Linked DNA regions of Homo sapiens: region 2 is linked to region 1. A link is an interaction called in ENCODE POLR2A ChIA-PET data of the cell type or tissue named here. Cell type or tissue: K562. All regions are shown on one strand. Each heading gives the region's core, and the rest is flanking DNA. Links, peaks and the distances in the headings are about the cores only.

Region 1 (5,372 bases), core at 195-5,194:
CATCCTGGCTAAAACGGTGAAACCCCGTCTCTACTAAAAATACAAAAAATTAGCCGGGCGTAGTGGCGGGCGCCTGTAGTCCCAGCTACTTGGGAGGCTGAGGCAGGAGAATGGCGTGAACCCGGGAGGTGGAGCTTGCAGTGAGCCGAGATCCCGCCACTGCACTCCAGCCTGGGCGACAGAGCGAGACTCCGTCTCAAAAAAAAAAAAAAAAAAAAGTTAGCCGGGCATGGTGGAGGGTGCCAGTAGTACCAGCTACTCAGGGGGCTGAGGCAGGAGAATAGCGTGAACCCAGGAGGCGGAGCTTGCAGCGAGCGGAGATCATGCCACTGCACTCCAGCCTGGGCGACAAAGCGAGACTCCGCCTGAAAAAAAAAAAAAAAAAAAGAAATATATTAAAGTAGGCCATGTGCAGTGGCTCATGCCTGTAATCCCAGCACTTTGGGAGGCTGAAGCGGGCGGATCACCTGAGGTCAGGAGTTCAAGACCAGCCTGACCAACATGGAGAAACCCCGTCTCTACTAAAAATACAAAAGTAGCCGGGCGTGGTGGCGCATGCCTGTAATCCCAGCTACTCAGGAGGCCGAGGGAGGAGAATCGCTTGAATGCGGGAGGCGGAAGTTGCGGTGAGCCGAGATCACGCCACTGCACTCCAGCCTGAGCAACAAGAGCAAAACTCCGTCTCAAAAAAAAAAAAAAAGAAATATGTTAAAGTAGCAAAATAAATTAAAGTGACCACGTTGATGGAGCTGTGGAAATACAGGTACAGAGCTTGCTCAATATATTGTCAACTGGTTCTGTGTTTCAGGAAAAGCCTCAAACTATGCAGCAAAAGCTCTAAAATGCTCATGTCCCTCAATATAGTAATTCATTTCTGAGAGGTATTCCAGAAGTATGACCCCAAAGAATACAGCGTCTTATTTATTTATTTATTTATTTATTTTTTGAGACGGAGTCTCACTGTTGTTACCCAGGCTAGAGCGCAATGGCGCAATCTCAGCTCACCACAACTTCCACCTCCCAGGTTCAAAAGCTTCTCCTGCCTCAGCCTCCCTAGTAGCTGGGATTACAGGCACGCACCATCACACCCAGGTAATTTTGTATTTTTAGTACGGACGGGGTTTCTCCATGTTGGTCAGGCTGGTCTCGAACTCCCGACCTCAGGTGATCCACCCACGCTGGCCTCCCAAAGTGCTGGGATTACAGGCGTGAGCCACCGTGCCTGGCCAGAACACAGCTTTCATAAAGTTTATATTATTATCACTAATATTGGTGAAATTTAGCCCAAATCCCCAGGGAAGCAAGTCTCATGAGAAGTCCAACAGGGAAGAGAATCACTTGGGCAGAGGGAAGAGGAGACTGTTAAGCCTAGGGAGAGAGGGCAACGGAGTGCGGTAAAGACTGATGACTTAAAAATCAAGTTTACTACCTCTTTCCAGTTTCAAAGAAAGGTGCATTATTTCATATTTAAGTGTTAATGATGGCAATTTGCCAGGATACTGCATCAGCTTCAAGGATAACTATGTATCATACAATCTCTATATTCCTAAATAGATGGTAATACGAAACAAGGCAATGTGACCCCAGTCCATGGGTGAGGAATAAAGAAAGAAAGGAACGAAAGGAATGGAGGAAGGGAAGAAGACAGAAAGAGAGCGAGAAAGAGGCCGGGTGCAGTGGCTTACACTTCTAATCCCAGCACTTTGGGAGGCCGAGGTGGGCAGATCGCCTGAGGTCAGGAGTTCAAGACCAGCCTGGCCAACATGGTGAAACCCTGTCTCTACTAAAAATATAAATATTAGCCAGGTATGGTGGTGCACACCTGTGATCCCAGCTACTCAGGAGGCTGAGGCAGGAGAATCACTTCAACCAGGGGGAGGTGGAGGTTGCAGTGAGCCGAGATTGTACCATTGCACCACTCCAGCTTGGGCAACATGAGACTCCTTCAAAAAAAAAAAAAAAAAGAGGAAGGAAGGAAGGAAGTGAGCAAGCAAGCAAACAAGGAAAACAAAGCAAGAAGAATCTCCAGAAATGGCCACATCTTGAAATGATTACATATCTGTGAAGAGCAAACAAACGACCTGTTTTGTGGCCTAAAGAAACATATGGTCAGGATGATAACATGGACCCAGTTCCCCAGGCTGTTCCTTTGATCCCAGAACTCCAGGGAGGTGAGCCTATCACCCAGGTTCAGGCCTCTGCCTTTGATTATGGCTCCCAGACCCACAGGGCAGGTGTATATCCGAGTTTCTTCGTGTCCTTAGAGGAAAGAAGACACACTCTAGAAAGAAGGATAATGCTGGTGACTGAGACTTTCTGTAGGTGACTGAATTTTAGGATTTGGAAGGAACATGGAGTGAACCTGAATACTTCTGAGCCCCTTCACTTCTCAGCAGCTACCCAGAAGTGAAAGAATCCCAAACCCAAAGTTACAGCTACTTCTGTGAGACCGCGTTAGATAATCACTGTTCACTGTTGATCCATTTTCCAAAGTCTCAGAATTTAAATAGTTAGATCTCATTCTATATAAGCTGCTCTATTGCCGATCTCCTGGACGTTGACTTTTTGTGTATTCCATATAAGATAAAACCGTCACGTGATGCAAATTAACCAACCTGACTTATTTCCAAGGAAAAGATCAGTCATCAACCAAGAACAGCAATATGAATTAGCAAAATTCCAGCAAGAAAAAAGACTAATCTTAGGACACTGTTCTCTAAACCACAGAGATTAAGACAACGTTGGTTTAAATACAAGAAAATACCCAAAACTAGCTGGGCATGATGGCTCACGCCTATAATCCCAGCACTTTGGGAGGCCGAGGCGGGCAGATCACCTAAGGTCGGGAGTTCGAGACCAGCCTGACCAACATGGAGAAACCCCGTCTCTACTGAAAATACAAAATTAGCCGGGCATGGTGGCACACGCCTCTAATCCCAGCTACTAGGGAGGGAGAGGCAGGAGAATCACTTGAACCTGGGAGGCGGAGGTTGCGGGGAGCCGAGATCGCGCCATTGCACTCCAGCCTGGGCAACAAGAGCAAAACTCTGTCTCAAAAAAAAAAAAAAAAATACCCAAAACTAAAAGCAATAAGGGAACGAAAACTCTAACAAATGCAAACTTGCCCACAGCCATATAGGATCTCTGTCCAACTTCTGTTTGCCTCAAACCAGTATAGTTCAAGTCTTCCTTTCTTCCTCTCTCCTTTCAAAAATTAGGGCAGGCCGGGCGTGGTGACTCACACCTGTAATCCCAGCACTTTGGGAGGCTGAGACAGGTGGATCACCTGAGGTAAGGAGTTTGAGACCAGCCTGGCCAAAATGGCCAAACCCCATCTCTACTAAAAATAACAAAATTAGCCGGGCATGGTGGCAGGTGCCTGTAATCCCAGCTACTCAGGAGGCTGAGGCAGGAGAATCCCTTGAACCCAGGAGGTGGAGGTTGCAGTGAGCTGAGATCACTCCACTGCACTTCAGCCTGGGGCACAGGATGAGACTCTGACTCAAAAAAAAAAAAAAAAATTAGGGCAAATATATATTTGTGATATTACTTTATAAATGAGGCAGAAGCATTAGACCAACAAGAGGTAAGAGGTATACTTAACAAATCCATTAGCCTCAGACTATTTCACATCTTATGCCTCCTATGAACAGCATGACTGTTAAGTCGAATAAATTCTATAATGATGAATACTGAAACAGAGTTCTGTACCACAAAGCTACTTCAAAATTACAACACACACACACACCACGCATGCATGTACACAAACACACAGATACTCCAAGCGAGGAGGACTACATAAAGAATCTTATCTCTCAGGCCGGGTGCAGTGGCTCATGCCTTGTAATCCCAGGACTTTGGGAGGGCAGATCACGAGGTCAGGAGATCAAGACCATCCTGGCTTACACGGTGAAACCCCGTCTCTACTAAAATACAAAAAATTAGCCGGGCGTGGTGGCGGGCACCTGTAGTCCCAGCTACTGAGGAGCTGAGGCAGGAGAATGGCGTGAACCCAGGAGGCGGAGCTTGCACCGAGCCGAGATGGCACAACTGCACTCCAGCCTGGGCGACAGAGTGAGACTCTGTCTCCAAAAAAAAAAAAAAAAAGGAAGGATCTGTCAGCCAGGCGCGGTGGCTCACGCCTGTAGCCTGTAATCCCAGCACTTTGGGAAGCCAAGGTGGACAGATCACCTGAGGTCAGGAGTTAAAGACCAGCCTGGCCAACATGGAGAAACCACGTCTCTACTAAAAATACAAAATCAGCCGGGCGTGGTGGTGAGCACCTGTAATTCCAGCTACTCGGGAGGCTCGGGCAGGAGAGTCACTTGAACCCAGAGGCGGAGGTTGCAGTGAGCTGAGATCATGCCATTGCACTCCAGCCTGGGCAAAAAAAGCAAAACTCTGTCTCAAAAAAAAAAAAAAAAAAAAGAATCTTATCTTCCTTTACAAACCTTTCTTTCAGGCTTATAATTTCAGTACTGACCATCTTGAAGTTGAAGTCTTGAGTGTTTAGTAAAGTGTCTGGAACATCAAACCATGACCAGAAAGCTGCAGTACCCATGGAGATGACAATAAATAACATTTTCCTTAAACCAATTCACACACTGAAATCAGCAATCAAACACAAAATGATGTTTCCCTGATATCTGCATCCCTTTTTCTTTCCCTTTCTTTACTCCTGCCATTTTGATAATTAGACATGAGGCTGGGCAGTTCAAATTCCAAACACTCAAACCTGCCAATGGCCTTGTCTATGAAAACAAACCTATTTCACATTAAGATCAAAAGCAAAACTTTTTGAAGGAAGCCAGATATTTAGGAACAATTTAACAAAGAATTACTGGCAACACAAGAGTTCCCAGACATGTAGGGGAAAAAATGTCTAAAAAGACTGAAGTCAGATGAAGAGAATCATGGACTTTTTTCCAAACTGCCTTATAACCCTGCTAGTGGGCAATGAGATGAGACAGGTAGCTGCCACTGCCTGCTGCCCCCATTAAAATCCACAGCTTTAACTGCATTAGAGCAGAGAGGCGCTTTCCAGATATTGCTGAGGCACTAACCCTCTGAAGAATTTCCAACAAAGTCTTTACTCATTAGACCCAGAGTAACATAATGGGGTTCCCCGCTGCACTGTAAACCCCATCTTTTCAAGCTGTTCAATAATAAAAGGCTTTAGGAAATAACAGTGAATGACGTTTATAGGCCAGAGCCCTGGACCAGTTTCCAGGGAAAATGTCTAGGAGAAAACAAGAAGTTGAATTTTGACTTAACAACTTAAAAATAGAATCCCAAACAGGTAGCAGCAGAAAAAAGTCAAATGCCAGCAATCACTGTTAACTGATGTCCTGAGGTGGGTTACCCACAGACCC
Region 2 (5,372 bases), core at 279-5,278, 260 kb before region 1:
CCAATTGCAGAGCCTTGGGGGGCTTTGTCCGTTTTGGGTCATGGGGGCCCTTTGTAGCCTGAAGGGAGGGAAATAGTTCCCTAAGAGAGTGCCAGGCCCAGCTTGCGCTGCTCGGTGAGTGTCTTGGCCTCCAGAGCTGCCCTCAGTGGCTCGCCTGGGTGCTACCTATTAGGTCCCACGTTAGGGCCCTGAGCACCACTTGTTCCCTGGCAGTGTGGTCTGGGTTCTTCAGGGAGCATCAGTTTGGCTGGGAGACCAAACTGTTATCTCTGGGCCTTGTTCCCTTTGTGACCAGTCTCAGAGCCGGGCATCAGGACACCAGCTCCTCCCACTTCTGGCTCGGCCTGACCATCCTCAAGCAGCTGCGGCCTCCAGACCGCTTCCCTCACCCCAAGCAGAGGGGCTGTGGGGCCTGGGCATGCTGGTGGCCCTCTGGAGGTGCTGGCTGCTGGGCCAGGAACGTGGGAGCTGGTGCAAGGGGATAGTTGGGGTTTCTCATTCTTAACCCTTGATTGAATCTCCCTTCTCTCTCTTTCCCTCTCCCTTCCAAACCCCAGGCTTGTTGCAGGGACGTGTCTGCAGCGCCTGGGGACCGGAGCTGTCCTTCCCCTGTGCGGGCGGGCACCGCCTCCTCCTGGGTGTGAGGAGGAGGGGCCTGGCCAAACGGTTCTGGGCATGTGAGGTGGGGCGGTGGGCGGGGGGTGCCGGGCATGTGCAGAGACCTGGTGATGCCGGGAGGGATACAGTACTGTTTGGAAAGTTCTTTTAAGAGTGAAAAGCCCCTTTGGGTTCTTCTTAGACATCTCGCCCTACCCCAGATGGGCAGAGCAGAGTTCATTTCCAATGCCTCTTTTGTGTAGTGCCAAGCTCCTGTCCCCCAGGAGCTGACGGATGGCAAAAAGCTGTGGACACCCAGCTTTGCCTGGTCTTATTCTCTTCCCTCTCCCTCTCCAGATTGAGTTTGTGACGGGCACCAAAAAAGGCACCACGACCAACGCCACGTCCACCACCACTACCACTGCCAGCACAGCTGTTGCAGGTAGATTGCAGAGCTGCCCTGCCTCCTGCCACACACATGGAGCCAGGGTCTCCCTGGCTTGTTTGGGCGACAGACAGCACGTGGATCTGGGCCTGGGCTCAGCCTTGCTACTTTGAGAAGCACCTTTGGAGTCTGGGGTGGGCCACTTCGGGGTCTGCTCCCTAGACTCCCGCTGGCCTGCAGGGGGAAGGGAAAGAGGGCACCGCTCATTGGTGGATCGTGATCCTGATTTCTGCTTTATCTCCAGATGCTCAGAAGAGAAAGAGCAAGTGGGATTCGGCTATCCCAGTGACAACGATAGCCCAGCCCACCATCCTCACCACCACAGCCACCCTGCCAGCTGTTGTCACGGTCACCACCAGCGCCAGCGGCTCCAAGACCACCGTCATCTCTGCTGTGGGCACCATTGTGAAGAAGGCCAAGCAGTGACCTGAGGGGCCACCCTAGGACTTGAAAGGACCGTGCAGCCCAGTGACCACTGCCCAGTGGGAGGCGCCACTTTGTATATTTCAGGACTGGGACCTACTCCCCAGATGCCACCTGAGAGGAGCTTCTGTTTGGCATTCCAGATGGAAGGACAGGCAGCACGGGAGCCAGGCGCTGTGGACAGGGTCTGTCCACGCACCACCTGGGGTCTGCCGCCTATTAAAAGTGCCGTATTCTTACCTCTTGGCATCTCAGATGCACTGGCCTCTCCTGCATTCTGTTTGCAGGCAAATGCTTCAGCTCACATGTCCCCCAAGACTCAATAGTCTTGGTTGGGACTATTGCCTCAGGGTTGACAACAGGGTGATGGAGGCCTGGGACGCTGTTCAGAGGGGTGACCCAAGAAGTCACCGTTGTTATCCGTGTATGCCTCTGGGCATGGACAGGCGGGAGTCCCCGAGCCCCACGTATGCCCCATCTGCCGCCTTGATCCCAAAACCCAGCCAGTTCTCGGGTGATGGTGGAGCTGTGCTCCCTTGAGTGCACTTGAGCACTCCCCAGACCAGATCACTTTTTGGACACACCCAGGAAGGCTTTTGAAGTCAAGCCAGTTTCCAGAAGGGCTGGGGTGAGATCCTGACCTGTGCAGAGAGTGGGGAGGCGTCAGCGCCTGGCCAGGGCTGCCCCAGTCCTTTGGTGCCCGGTGAGCGCAGCCAGCAGGAGCTGAGCAGCGGGGGAGATGAATCACCTCCTGCCTTGGCGAGGCGGCAGCTCATTGTTTACAGGCAAGCCCTGCTCCTGGGAGGGCTCCTGCCACCCCACCCTTCCTCTGTGTGTTATCTCTGCCCCACAGCAGCCCCTGGGCAGCACCAGTGGCCACTGGGCTCCCCCCGGGGTTGAAACGGGTTTCCCAGACCAGGGGTTCAGAGGAGACTATTTACCCTTCATGATCTTTGGCGATTCTCCACTGGAGCGGAAGGGCTGTGTGTCAAAAGAAGGAAGCCAGGCTGTGAAGGGCCGTGTTGCTTTCAGTGGGTGGGCAGAGGTTTAGAAAGGTGGTTCTGAAATGGCACCTGGTACTCTTGTGGGACCTGGGGAATATAAGGAACTCTGTGCATGAGGTTTCAAAAATAAAAATTGAGTCCACTCTCCCCGTACACACACACTCGGGCACTTCAGGAGGTCAGTTCTCACCCCTTCCTCGATGGGGCTTTAAAGCTCTGGGGAGAAGAGCTGCTCCCCACTCATGCCCCAGAGGGACTGTGAAAAGGCTTCCTGTGACCTCCGATGGCGGCCCCTCATTGGCCAAGGGCACTGTGGATGTTTTGTGGGAGGCAGCATGGCACCGTGGAAAGGGCAGTAGACGTGGAGCCGGCACCTCTGGTCTGGATTCCACTTAAAACCAGTTGAGTGGTCTCAAGCCCTTAACCTCTGTAAGCCTGTTTCTTCTCTGAAATCACAGTAATAAAGCGTCGTAAGATGGTTGGGAAGAACCAGAGGTGACTTATGCAAAAGCTTTATAAACTGTAAAGTTCCTGCCAGTGTTTTTTGTTGGCTAAATCCAATTTTTTTTTGTTGTAGACCAAGGAGAGAAGCAAACTCCTGGCCTGTCCCCCGTCTCGTGCTCTGTCGGCGGGGTAGGGTTTGGCAGGTCTTTCCCCTCCCCGCTTTCCTCTGGGCAGCCCTGGCGCTGCCATTCATCTGTCCAGTTAAAGCAGTAATGACTGTCTCCTGCGGGGCCGCAGAGGTAGGGGGCCTGGAGAATGAACATAGGCTTAGAAGTTGGGCAACCCCAGGCCAAAACTGCTGCCCCACTTACCAGCCTCGTGAGTTGGGTCAAGGTTTTTAATCCTTCTAGACTTTCATTTACTCTTCTATAAAATGGTGCTTGCCCACCTTAGTCACATCAAGGATGGCCCAGAGGTGTGTGAACAGTTCCTGTTGTGGGTGGATGGCCCAGGCACTAGGGGCCAAAGTTGTTTCTAACCAGTGTGTGTCTGCTCGCCAGAGAACAGTGTCCAAACTGAACTCTGTCCACGGCTCCTACTGTCCCCCACCCACACACCTGCTACCTCTCCCGAGGGCTCTGATCTTGGGTGGGCATCAGGATTCATTTAGCTTCCCACCTTGCACATGTAGTACCCCAAGATGTGTCTCAGGTTTGTATAATCCCCTCCTGACTCTGCTGGACAGGTAGGTGCTCCTTTCTCAACACTCACAGCACCCCCTTGCTTTTAGGATCACACTGAACTGCCGTGTAATCTCTGCCCACAAGCGGGATGAGACAGCTCATGTCTCCTAGTTCTTGTAAGCAGAAACAAAGCAGGCATAAATAACACTCTGCTCCAGTGCCTGGCATGAGATAAGTACACAGGTGGTTGGGGGAATGGAGGGATGAAAGGAGAGGTGAGTTTGCTCATCTTCCAAAGGGGTGGTCTCTGCTCCTAGGGTCACTGAAATGAAAGTTTCCAGCCCCCAAGCCCTGTGCTCACAGCATCACTCAAGCCTCCTAGGGCTCGATTTCCAAAGGGCTGCTGTCGATTGGTGATGCATTGACAATTATTGAGGTTCAGTGATAGGTACAGGAGTGTTCAATATTCTCTTTAATTTTGTATCTATTTGGAAATCTCTATAATAAGGGATTTTTTAAGGGCTATTGAGCCTGGTGCAGTGGCTCACGCCTGTAATCCCAGCACTTTGGGAGGCCAAGACGGGCAGATCACAAGGTCAGGAGATTGAGACCATCCTGGCTAACACGGCGAAACCCCGTCTCTACTAAAAATACAAAAAAAATTAGCTGGGTGTGGTGGTGGGTGCCTGTATTCCCAGCTACTCAGGAGGCTGAGGCAGGAGAATGGCGTGAACCCAGGAGGCGGAGCTTGCAGTGAACCGAGATCGCGCCACTGCACTCCAGCCTGGGCGATAGAGTAAGACTCCATCTCAAAAAAAAAAAAAAAAGCCGGGCGTGGTGGCAGGTGCCTGTAATCCTAGCTACTTGGGAGGCTGAGGCAGGAGAATCGCTTGAACCCAGGAGGCGAAGGTTGCAGTGAGCCTAGATTGCGCCATTGCACTCCAGCCTGAGCGACAAGAGCAAAACTCCCTCTCAGGGGCGGAGGGGGTTGGAAGGCTATTAAGCCACACAAAAAAGAACAAGGGGCCGGGCGCAGTGATTCACGTCTGTAATCCCAGCACTTTGGGAGGCCAAGGGACTGGATCCCATGAGGCCAGGAGTTCGAGACCAGCCTGACCAACATAGTGAACCCTCATCTCTACTAAAAAAAAAAAAAAAATAGCTGGTCGTGGTGGCGCATGCCTGTAGTCCCAGCTAGTTGGGAGACTGAGGCAGGAGAATAGCTTGAACCCGGGAGGCAGAGGTTGCAGTGAGCTGAGATTGTGCCAATGCTCTTCAGCCTGGGCAACAAGAGCAAAAACTCCGTCTCAAAAAAAAAAAAAAAGGGAGCCGGGCGCGGTGGCTCATGCCTTTTAATACCAGGACTTTGGGAGGCCAAGGCGGGCAGATCACAAGGACAGGAATTCAAGACCAGCCTGGCCAACATGGTGAAACCCCATGTCTACTAAAAATACAAAAACTAGCCTGGTGTGATGGCAGGTGCTTATAATCCCAGCTACTCAGGAGGCTGAGGCAGGAGAATTGCTTGAAGCCGGGCAGCAGAGATTGCAGTGAGCCGAGATTGCGCCACTGCACTCCAGCCTGGGCAATACAGTGAGACTCTGTCTCAAAAAAAAAAAAACTGAAAAAAAGATCTTCATGGATAGATTATTTGGAGTGATCTTTAGGAGAGATTAAATGAAAAAAGGTATCAAACAGTACATGTAATAAATTATCTTGTATAAGAAGGGAGAAAATACTATACAAATAAAAAATAATTGGCTGGGCGTGGTGGCT

Evidence for each region. ChIA-PET counts read pairs that join two places held together with the same protein. Peaks named below come from ENCODE experiments on the same cell type or tissue, not always from the same donor. Only the 100,000 strongest peaks of a DNase experiment are listed, where the experiment ranks them.
Region 2: POLR2A ChIA-PET joins it to region 1 with 5 read pairs; 2 of 35 experiments call an interaction of 5 or more read pairs at or near these places.

What each region holds. Positions count from the first base shown.
Region 1 is chr17:75,968,238-75,973,609 of GRCh38, forward strand. All of the region lies in intron 2 of ACOX1 (acyl-CoA oxidase 1), which reads right to left. Among named protein-coding and RNA genes, the nearest start is that of ACOX1, 8.2 kb to the right of the region's middle. RefSeq lists a silencer at 1,829-1,948. In K562, for the core only: no CTCF peak of the experiment used is centred there; a DNase peak (open chromatin) is centred at 2,144.
Region 2 is chr17:75,705,054-75,710,425 of GRCh38, forward strand. It overlaps SAP30BP (SAP30 binding protein), which reads left to right. Exons shown (of 11, transcript NM_013260.8): 10 at 955-1,039; 11 at 1,287-3,006. The coding sequence ends at 1,468. Among named protein-coding and RNA genes, the nearest start is that of ITGB4, 14 kb to the right of the region's middle. RefSeq lists an enhancer at 1,338-2,537. In K562, for the core only: no CTCF peak of the experiment used is centred there; a DNase peak (open chromatin) is centred at 2,295.